2 separate regions of the Homo sapiens genome follow, and region 2 is linked to region 1. Evidence: chromatin loops called from intact Hi-C (ENCODE). Cell type or tissue: natural killer cell. All regions are shown on one strand. Each heading gives the region's core, and the rest is flanking DNA. Links, peaks and the distances in the headings are about the cores only.

Region 1 (5,381 bases), core at 265-5,264:
GGGTACAGGTAAGAAGAAAGTCCATGCAATTTGCAGATATATAAAATCTCTCCTCTTCCAGAGAAGGCTGTGCAGAAACATCATAGCAGTTAGATTGCTTTTGCATTGACTCAGACCTCTCTGTGCCTCAGTTTCCTCATCTGGAAAAGATGTTCCCTCCTGCAATGAGCACCTGCCACATGCCAAGCCCAATGCCTGGTGGTCACACAAGTCACAATGGCATGAGACACACAGAAAGACCATGGCAGTGTCTGCTAAGGATTCAAGGAAAAGTGAGGAGAGTGCACCCAGAAAAAAAAATCACAGAGAATCACAGGCTATCACTGGAGAAAATATCTATTTGACCCCATTTGCGAAAGTAGGCCATTAGAACTTTACCTTTCCCTAATGCTCAGTTGCATGAAACCAAACTGCTTCTTCCATGAACCCATATGAGAGAATGATGGCACTGAAAGGAGCTTCAGATAGGAAATTTTCTGATCCACCTTCATTTTCCAGAAGGGGAAACTGAGGAACAGAGAGGTGCAGAAACTTCCCTGGGGACACACAACATGAGTAGTAGCACCATGTTATGGACAGAATGTTTGTGTTCCCTCCATATTCATATGTTGAAGCCTTAACTCCCAAGGTTGGTATTTGGAGGTGGGGCCTTTGGAGATAGTTTAGTTGAGATGAGGTCATGAGGGTGGGATCTTCATGACTGGATTAGTGCCTTTATAGGAAGAGACCAGAGAGCTTGTTCCCTCTCTCTCTCCACTATGTGAGAACACAGCAAGAAGGCAGCCATCCGCAAGCCAGGACAGGAGCCCTTACCAGACAAGAATCAGCTGGCCCCTACTTCTTGGACTTTCAGCCTCCAGACCTATGAGAAGTCAATGTTATCTGAGCCACCCTATGGCTATGGTATTTTGTTATAGCAGCCAGAGCTGACTGAAACACACCAGAACTACCCATCCTTTTTCTGGTACACTTAATATCTCATGTTCTTCTACCCCAACCTCTCATGAGAAACTCACAATTCAATTCAGCACTGACAAGTACCCTCCTTCTATTAGAGTTAGGCTGGTGATTGAGACATGGTTACAATCACACTGGACTCCAGGGAATCTACAGCTTAGCAGGGCCTGACCTGAGAAGGTCCTGCTCACATGAAAGCCAGGACACTAGAAAGATGGGAGGTGCCCCACCCCTAGCATGGGGAGGAGGTGGGGGACTGAAGTGGGCAGGACCATCCTAGGGGTTGGGTACCCTAAGAAAGTTGCCTGGGACCCCCATGCTGCTGGAAGGGATTTCCAACAAAAATGCTGGAGACCTGGAAAAGTAATTTTTGGCTCCACCAGGAGGAAAGCAAACTACAAAGTCAAAACTAATAAATGTCTAATTAAATGTCTACAGAAGGTAGCACCGTGTCAACATCATTAAAATGCTAAATTAATTATTCCTAAAAATTTCATTACATGTGAAAAGGATTTAATTTTCTCACTTTGCAAGAATTTCCCAGTACACCCAATCATTTCTGTGAAATCACAGCCACTGTAAATTAGTGCCTTGTAGCCAACTAAAAGCAAAATCAAAATTATTTTTAAAATATAGTTTCAGATATTATGGAATAAAAAGGCCATATGTAATGTGTTTTGAAGTTTGCTATGATGACGGCCAGGCTCCACAAAACAAAGGTAGCTAAGGGCCTGCAAGGTACTGACTTGGTACCTTAACTAGCTGGTGTCACAGTCCCTGCTGGGCATCCCTGGGCAGGTCACTTCACATCTTTGAGCTTCAGTTTTTCCCCTTCTGAAATATCCAAGGGGTCAGTAACCCTGCCTGCGAGAGCTTGTTGTGAGGATCCAAAGCCTCGACCCAGGCAGTAAAGAGGCATAAAAGCCAGACAGGGCCTCACTCGCCTGGGACCCAAAATTTAAGAGGGCGCCCAAAATCTCAATAACCAAGATAAAGAATACTTTAATGTAATATATTTTTAATCAAAGTAAATATATTTCTAAATTTAAATAAATAAATGAAGGGTTTTTAAAAACACATACACACACAAGACGACAAAAATGTCAAATATTTAAACATCTGTCTGGGACTCTGAGGCCACCCTGCCCAGCAGCATCCCTTCTAGCTCTGTGATCTGGGACTCCTTCTGCGCCTCGCTTCACAGATCTGTACAGTGGGGTGATCTGTACAATGGGATCTGCACAATTGGGTGGTTTATACAATGGGGTGATCTGTACAATGGGGTGATGTGTACAATGGGGTGATGTGTACAATGGGGCGATCTGTGCAATGGGACGAGCTGTACAATGAGGTGATCTGTACAAAGGGGTTATCTGTACAATGAGGTGATGTGTTCAATGGGGTGATCTGTGCAATGGAGTGATGTGTACAATGGGACAATCTGTGCAATGGGACGATCGGTACAATGAGGTGATCTGTACAATGGGGTGATCTGTGCAATGAGGTGATCTGTACAACGAGGTGATCTGTACAATGGGGTGGTCTGTACAATGGCTGATGTGTACAATGAAGTGACGTGTACAATGTGGTGAGCTGGACAGTGGGGTGAGCTATACAATGGGTTGATCTGTAGAATGGAGTGAGCTGGACAATGGGGCTACTCACCCCACCCACCTTGCAAAGTGATGCAGGACAGGAAATGGGTTAATAGAAGCTCGGATTTAGAAGAGTGCCTGGCACGCCTAAGGGTGAGGTGCGAGGGGGGTGCTATATTGCCCTCAGCGGGCACATCGCGCGTATCGGAGAAAACCCAGGTCACACTGTCACCCACGAGGTTACGCTGGGGCCGGGGCTTGGCGCAGGCGCGTTGTGGTCGCCGTCGGCGTGGCCTGCGCTACCGCTCCCGCCCTCAGAGAGGCTCTTGGGGGCTCCGGAGGCAGCGAACCGGGCGCCGGGCGCTGGAGGCCAGGCTCTTCTGCCCGTGGGACCCCGCCGCGCGCCCGTCTCCGCCTTTGTCCCGCTCAGCGCCGCGGGCCGCACGCTCCTCCCAGCGCCGCCAGGCGGCCCGCGCCCTTTGTCTGCCCTGCGGCGTCTGGGGCGGCGCTGACACTTGATCCCGAGGCCCAGCGAGTCCCTCATTAGGCGCGGCCGCACTTCAAAGGGGGCGCGACCGTCCCTCTCAGACGGCGACCCGGGCGGGGCCGCGCCAGCCGAGCGGTTAACCCGCTCCTTTGGGGATGGGAGGCGCCTTCCCCAAAGGGGTCCAATAATGAAACTTTTTGTCCATTGCAGGCTCAAGCCGTCTGTGTAATTATCTTAAACTTTTTCATTTCGGAAATGAAACAGCTCCTCCCTTCACCGCCACCTTGGCTATTTCTGGGACCAAAGGAATCCTTGAAGCTGACCGGGCAGGAGAGTCCACGCTGGGAGTAAAATCACTACAAACGTTTGTAGGGGGGCCCTGGCTGAATTAGTTCAATTTCAGGGAGAAAACTGGTGTGTGTGTGTGTGTGTGTGTGTGTGTGTAAAATCACTGCAAATGTCTGTCGGGGCGTGGCTGGATTAGCTCAGTTTCCGGGAGAAAACTGGTGTGTGTGTGTGTGTGTGTGTGTGTTGTGTGTGTGTGTGTGTTGGGAGGAAGGGGGAGGAAGGAGGAGGGCATTCTCTGGTGGAGGAGAAACAGCCTGAGCTTCTCCCCTTCCCATGTCTTTCACAGCAGCTCATACACTGTTTTCTCGCCTTGCAATGCCCAACTTTCTACCTAATGACCTACCCTCCCCTAAGGCCCTGCTCAACTCACCTTCACTGAGAAATCTTCTCTGGCCTTCAGCCCTTTTCTTAAAGCCCAAGGTCTCTGAAGCTGCACTTGATTGGTTGGATACTGTATTAGACCATTCCCACGCTGCTAATAAAAACATACCTGAGACTGGGTAATTTATAAAGGAAAGAGGTTTAATTGACTCACAGTTTAGCATGGCCGGGGAGGCCTCAGGAAACTTACAATCATGGCGGAAGGGAAAGCAAACGCGTTCTTCTTTACATGGGGGCAGGAAGGAGGAGTGCTGAGCAGAGAGGGGAAAAGCCCCTTATAAAACTGTCAAATGAGAACTCATTCACTATCACAAGAACAGCATGAGGGTAACAGCCCCCATGACTAAATTACCTCTCACTGGGTCCCTCCCACGACACTGGGGATTATGGGAACTACAATTCAGGATGAGATTTGGGTGGGGACACAGCCAAACTATATCAGATACTTAGCTGGCTGGATTCCCGGCTGGAGCACACACCTGCCCTGTGAGCTACACATTAGCAGGGCCAGGTATTGCGAACGCAGTGTCTGGACCAGGTTTCCCACATGCTAACCCGTGGAGAATGACTGGGCAAAGTATTTATGAAGGAAGTGCTCTCACAAGAAAGCAAGAGGGGAGTGGAGGAAGCAGGAGAGGAAAGGAGAAGAGGCCACACAAGGACATCACATCAGAAGTCCCAGTCCCAGCCTGATCCCGAGCTCCCCAGAGTAGGTTACATCTGCTTGGAGGCAAGGAACACGGGCTGTCCTACCCTCCTGCCTGTCTGTTTTTGAAATGCTGACGCTCACTGCCATTGCAGAAGTGGCTGCAGTAGCCCAGGTTAGTCCCTCCAAGAAGGCTGCAGGGTGAGTCTTAAGAGTGGAGCTCACAGAAGCATGGAGGATGGGCATGCAGAGCCAGAAAAGGGCATGCAGGATATCTGAGGGCCCTGGGCAGACCCAACGGTGTCTGCTGCAGCAGCTCACAGTGAGTGTGCCACATCATGGCCTGGAAAACACTCTAGTGCTCTTTTTATATACAGTTGGTGTCTGTCTCTCCCAGTAAACAACCAGCTCCTTGAGGACAGAGACAGCGAGAACAGTCTTTAGCAGGGAATGAGTACTGTGTTCCATGCTCTTGCCACCAGTCTTAGAAATTCCAATAAGCATTCATTCACCATCTTCCATGTGTCAGACTCTAAGCCAGCAATATGGATTAGGATGGCTTGGTTACCTAATGAAACTCCCCACTAGACTGCAAGCTCTTTGAGGGAAAGTGCTGCATCTTGTTCTCCATTTTCATCCTTAGTACTTAGCACAGAGCCTTTTACAATGGTAGGAGCTCAATAAATATTTGACGAATGAATGAACAACTTGTCTCAGGGAGTTGGAGTTCACAGCCTAGTATAAGAGGTGCACAATATATTAAATATCTTTTAAAAGCTAAATGTGAAAATTGTAGCAGAGGGAGAAAAATGATTAACTTGGGGTCAAATTTAGGGATCAAAGAAAGTTTCACAGAGTTAAAATATTTGGAATGGAGGGGTTTATCGCACATGGGAAAAGCATTCCAAGCAGAGAGACAGCCTGTGCAAAAGCAAACAGGCATGAAATAAGCTATCTGGTTCTGGTA
Region 2 (5,381 bases), core at 215-5,214, 52 kb after region 1:
CTCTTGGGCTCAAGCGTCCTCCTGCCTCAGCCTTCTGAGTAGCTGGGATTATGCATGTACACCACCATGCCTGGCTTCAGAAGTCTTTTCAAATATTCATTACTTGGTACAGTTCAACCAGTACAAGCATATTTGCTTCTATACTTTCCCGTTGACTCAACTGCGATAAAATCAGCATCTTCCATGGTGCACATGAAGTCGTATATTGGGAGGATTGGTTTTCCTGTTTACATTTTGACGTTTTGTTGTTGTTCCAGCTTGTGTAAATAAAAATTTAGGAATTCGAACTCACCAGAGAGCTCCTCCACCCTGACTGCCATTTTTGCAGTTACATCTGTCATTCTCCCTTTTCCTGTCCTCTATCCAGTTAATTACCAAGCCCAAGAAGATAGACACTGTGTTCCACTCCCCTCACAGCACAGAGCACAGTTCAGTACATAGTATTTGGAAATCAATTAAGTGAATAAGCACCTGCACTTTCTCTCCGTCTCATCCATTCTGCTGCTACCATAGGAGTTCAGACTCCTACCATCTTGTGCCTGAGCTGACACAGTAACGGTGAGCCCTCAGTCCCTCTCCAAGCTAAGCCACTGCACGGAAGATGTTGCTTTCATCATTACTTTGGCTCAGAAGCGCTCAGTACCGCTCATTCTCCACGCAAAGATTCTCAGATATTTGGTCTTTATAAAGCTAGCCTACCCACCTCCAGTGTTAAACCCCACACTTCCCCCATCATCCCACCAGTTTTCACCATGCTGCTCTGTTAGCAGTCCCCTCAGCTTCTTGCCTCCTTCCTTGGCTCCTGCTATTTCTCTTGCCTGGACTGCTTGCTCTCCTTCACTTTCTCAAATTCCATTGATCTTGAAAGGCACATTCTAGCCTATACTAGTCTCCTCTTGAATTGAAAGCATTTGCTGCCTGTATTCTTACTATGGAAATATGTATGGCTTGTGACATCCCTTGCCTTATTATTTTGTGTTTTTATCTAGTAATAACATTGTCACTTAACCTTTCAGCTGCGATTGTGTTATCTCTCAAATGATATTGTTTATTTGTGGGCTTATATTGGGCACAGGGGATGGAAAAGGAGAGAGCAGGACTCTATTTTCATGCTTCTTTGTATTTAGCACAGTGGCTCTTGTACCCAGTAATACAGCCTTTAGACAGAACAGACACCATATCTTCTTGGTCTTTGTATTCCTAGTGCCTTGCAGAGCATCTGGCCCATAGTAGGGATTCATACATGGCATTTGAATAAATGAACAGAAGGCACACCTCAAATATTTGTTTAGTAGTTTTACCCCCAAACTAAATGAATCAACACAGGTAATTTTCCATCTTTTAAAAGCCATAAAAATCCAGTTTTCCATTTAGTTTTTTTCATCATTAACAGTTCTCCCTCAAGCACTTCTCCTTTGCCTGCCTTGAGCTTCATACTGAAATTTAAATCAATTTCCTCTCATTCTTTTCCCTGTGAAATTGGAGAACAGCTGTTTAGTCACCTCCTTATAAATAACCCTTCAACAAGTTAAATTGCCTCTAGGATTTGCTTTCTCCAGATTAAATTATCCCAAAGTCTTTTCTTTTTTCTCATAAAGGCCTTTTCAAAAAGAAACATTGGTTACTTTTAAAATTTCTTTTTCTAGCTCTTTATAAAACTTTATTCTTTTCATAAATGTACCACAGGATACCCCTATGTGGGCCTGACTGATGCTGTCTGGAATGGAAAGCTTTCCTTCCACATCTGGAATCTCATTCTTCTATTTTGTGTTGTACCTTGTTAGCTTCTTTTCTTTTCTTTTCTTTTCTTCGTATCCTATCAAATTTAATTTGCGGTCCACTCTCACCCTCTCCCTGTTTGTCTCCTTTTTCTGTACATTTCTTCAAATGTGTGGCTTGATTTTCTTCCCATAAACACTAACTTGCTTTATCAGAAGTCTTACTAAGGTTATAAGTTACAGAGAATCCAACACAAATTAGCTTAAGTGATCAAAGGAATTTATTGATTTATATCACTGAAAAGTCTAGTGGTATGACTTAACCTCTGGCATGGCTGGACTCGGTGAACCAAACAGTGTCACCACAGGCCTGGTTTTTCTTACTCCCTCTGTTCTGCCTTGCACACACAGTGTTGGCGCCTTTAAGGCGCCTCTAACGCCCTTGCTTTGTGGCAGCCACTGAGCTGCAGCACTTGCAGGCCTCACTTTCTCATAATGCCCCCTCTGGAGGAAGAGAGAGGCTCTTTGCTTGACTGGGTTTCACTTTCTCTTACTGGCTCAAATTGAGTGATATTCTTATCCTCAATCCACTCCTGTTGCCACTAAAAGGATATACTGCCTAGCTTGGTCCATTTAGGACCCAGCTCTGCATCTGATGCAGTATGTTACTTCCACCCAATACATTTGGCTGAGAATCAGGGACGAATTGTTTCCAAAGGAAATTTGGGGAGCTGTTCCCAGAAGGAGGGGAGCAATGCATGGGGGTGGCCAACAAGAGATGTACATTGCATTCAAAATTGTGCCCATTCACTCTGCTTTAGGCATTATAAATACCACTTTGAACTGAAGGTATCTCTGAGAATGAATTATTTATTCACTTACTCATAGTCACTTACTGTTAAGCACCAACTATATGCCAGGCATACAACTAGGTTAGGTATTAGGTGTACAAACGTGAGTGAGACAATGTCTGACTTTGAGAAACACATAATCTAGGGAAAAAAATAGACTTAGAGGCACATAACTAAAGCATGTTCTAATAAGTGCTGCTATCAAAGTGTCTGTGGACACAGGTGGAAGTGAAGAACTCAGTGGGAGGGGTTAAAGGGAGAGGGCATAACAGGAGAGGTGAGTTTTGAGTTAAGCCTTGAAGGGTAAAAAGAGATTCCCCTAGAATGGGAGAGGAATGGCATTATCTCGAAGGCCATGGTGCACTAGAAAAAGTTTTCAGTAGGGGACTAATGTGGTTAGGTATGTATTTGAGAAAGATCATTCTGCTGGCAGTTGGTGGATTCGGCAGAGGTGAGAAGGACTGGCAGCAAGGAGGAGGACCAGTTGAGCTGTTGCAGTAATCAAGTCTAGTCAAGATACAGCAAGGACCTGAACTCAGCTCGTTACTATAGAGCTAGGGAGTAGACTCGATATATTTGAGAAGAGCTGGGACTTGTTCAATGTAGGAGATGTGAATCAGTGGTTATAGATGACTTTGAGGTTTTCATTGTGATAGGTAGGTAGTTAAGATGAGTTCAGGTTTGTAGTTACTTGAGGTGCCTGCTGAACACCCAAGGGACACGTTTCCCAGGCAGTTGTAAATATAGAAATGTACTGGAGGAAAGATTTCTAAGCCAGGAATTTAGACTGGAAAAGACATCAGAATGTAAATGGAGATTGAAGCCTTGAGGAAAGAGTGGGATCACCCAAGGGGAATTTCAAGTCAGAAGAAAAGAGGGCCTCAGAGTAGTCCCTGGGAAAAGACTACATTTGAGAAGCCAGCAGAGAATAAGAAGTCTGAGGAGGCAGCTATGGAGAACGTAGGCCTGTGGATCCCTCCAAGTAATAAGCTTGTTTTTACTTGGATTAGAGGTAATGTCACCTGGAATGATTTGTGCCATGATGGTTAAGAGCATGGACTCTGGGCTCTACCACCTCCTGCAACTGATCTGTGGATAAAATATTTAACCTCATTTCCTCATCTATGTAATGGGAATAAAGTAGTACCTAATTTTGGAGAATTAATTTGAGTAAAGCACCTTGAAAGTGCTTAGCACATAAGAAGTGCTATAGAATGTTTGATAAACACATACGCCAGTAAACACATGTGTTTGTACATTTCTGTCTCTCTGCACTCACATAGCTGCTGGCCAGTTAATCTGAAATCCAAAATTAGTTTATTTGTACTTAAATAATTTGATTTTCTGGAAACTCTGCTAGTTCCAATGCAACAATGCAAGTATCTTGACTTCTTGAAGGTTTTCCAGATTATTTGCTGGATTATTTTTTTCTACTGATGATTAATTTTACCTCTGACTTTGTTATACTTTTCTTTGTTTCTTCCACACTTCACATATTTTTTATTGTTCCTAATACTTTATAGCATACAGCTTTTATTTATTTTTAAAATTTACTTTCTCAGAATTATTCCTAAAGTTCTGGAGTGCTCTGTGAGTTGCTCCTCCACATTTCGGTCAGTTTCTAGTGTGTTACTTTTAATCAGGCTAGTTTTCTCATGCATCTAAAGGAATTGGCAATATTCTCAACTCCTCCCCATTATGGTCAGGGATATGAACTTACTGTCTTCTTCTTTCATTTTCCCAAGTAAATGTCTTGAACCACTGATTAGATCTGTGTGCCCACAATAACATAAGCAGGCACGAAGCTTAAATCTGATTTAAAGGAGAGGGCTGTATAGTCTATTACTCCATTACGTTTTTTTAAGTGTCTAGATTAAAATAGATCAGTATTCAGGGTGTGAGTATATTGCTAAGTCTCTTAACACTCATTGAACCAGACGTCGTGTGTGTTCATTTTTAAATGATGGGGTGGATTACTTTTATATTTATTATGAACACAAACACTGATGCTAACAACTGACATGTGAAAGGAAAGCAGGCAATAGTGATGAAAACCATTTAATGATTAGTGAGGAAACAAATATTGTTTAATGAAAATAAAAACCATGTCTAAAGGGCCTAATGCTGACTTTTGGAAATATAACCATGTTGCGGTCTTTTGTGTACCCTCTGTCCTGTACAGTAGATATTGTTTAAAATTGCTTGGGAACTGGAGCTTGCAATTGTGAGCCTGGAATGTCCTGCAGATAATTAAGTTGTGGTCAGGCTTTGGAAAAATAAAAAGTTCTCGAACTATGATTTTATAAACATGCTACAATAACATTTCTTTATATTTAACAGTTTCTTATAGAAAGTTGATACTCTCATGAGGCATTGATTAAAGGTAAAACATCAAGAAAGAAAAAATATTAAATTAAAACTTCACTTAGGATGTTGACAGTTGGCTTGTAATATTAAACAGATGTGTATGTTCCTGGGGATATTCTTCTTTCTGAACTGAATTGCTAAGTTGTATTTTTTTTTTAATGACAACTACAAATATTTGATCAGTTAATAATTTTAAATACCCTTTCTACAATCATCTGTATTCTAACTTCATCTGTAGTTTGAGCCCTCTCAATGATATAATGATTGGTGAAACCTTTGCTGCCTCTTCTTAAGTCTTTCATTTTCTTTCTTTCTTCTTTATCCTCCCCCGCTCTAAAAGCTTAACTGGGCTCTTCTGATTTCATGATGCATACTTGGAGATTGATTCCTTGAAATAATTTTAGGATCATTGGGTGGAATTCTACCCTTGCAGATTTATGTCTGT

Evidence for each region. A loop is a pair of places that touch in the nucleus more often than their neighbours do. Peaks named below come from ENCODE experiments on the same cell type or tissue, not always from the same donor. Only the 100,000 strongest peaks of a DNase experiment are listed, where the experiment ranks them.
Region 2: a loop joins it to region 1, with 3 times the contacts of the local background. A loop is called at or near these places in 1 of 110 quality-filtered maps.

What each region holds. Positions count from the first base shown.
Region 1 is chr4:4,573,080-4,578,460 of GRCh38, reverse strand. The region is part of intron 2 of LOC124900165; the gene reads right to left. The region is part of intron 2 of STX18-AS1 (STX18 antisense RNA 1 (head to head)); the gene reads right to left. It overlaps LINC03091 (long intergenic non-protein coding RNA 3091), which reads left to right and starts at 2,570. Exons shown (of 5, transcript NR_199719.1): 1 at 2,570-2,705; 2 at 3,250-3,403. RefSeq lists a silencer at 2,777-3,136. In natural killer cell, for the core only: a CTCF peak has its summit at 3,011; DNase peaks (open chromatin) are centred at 2,830 and 3,520; H3K4me3 peaks cover 1,092 bases; H3K27ac peaks cover 374 bases.
Region 2 is chr4:4,521,383-4,526,763 of GRCh38, reverse strand. All of the region lies in intron 1 of STX18 (syntaxin 18), which reads left to right. It overlaps LOC107986254 (a long non-coding RNA gene), which reads left to right. Exons shown (of 2, transcript XR_001741564.2): 2 at 1-296. Among named protein-coding and RNA genes, the nearest start is that of STX18, 18 kb to the left of the region's middle. RefSeq lists an enhancer at 4,441-5,381. In natural killer cell, for the core only: a CTCF peak has its summit at 2,225; a DNase peak (open chromatin) is centred at 2,193; H3K27ac peaks cover 1,601 bases.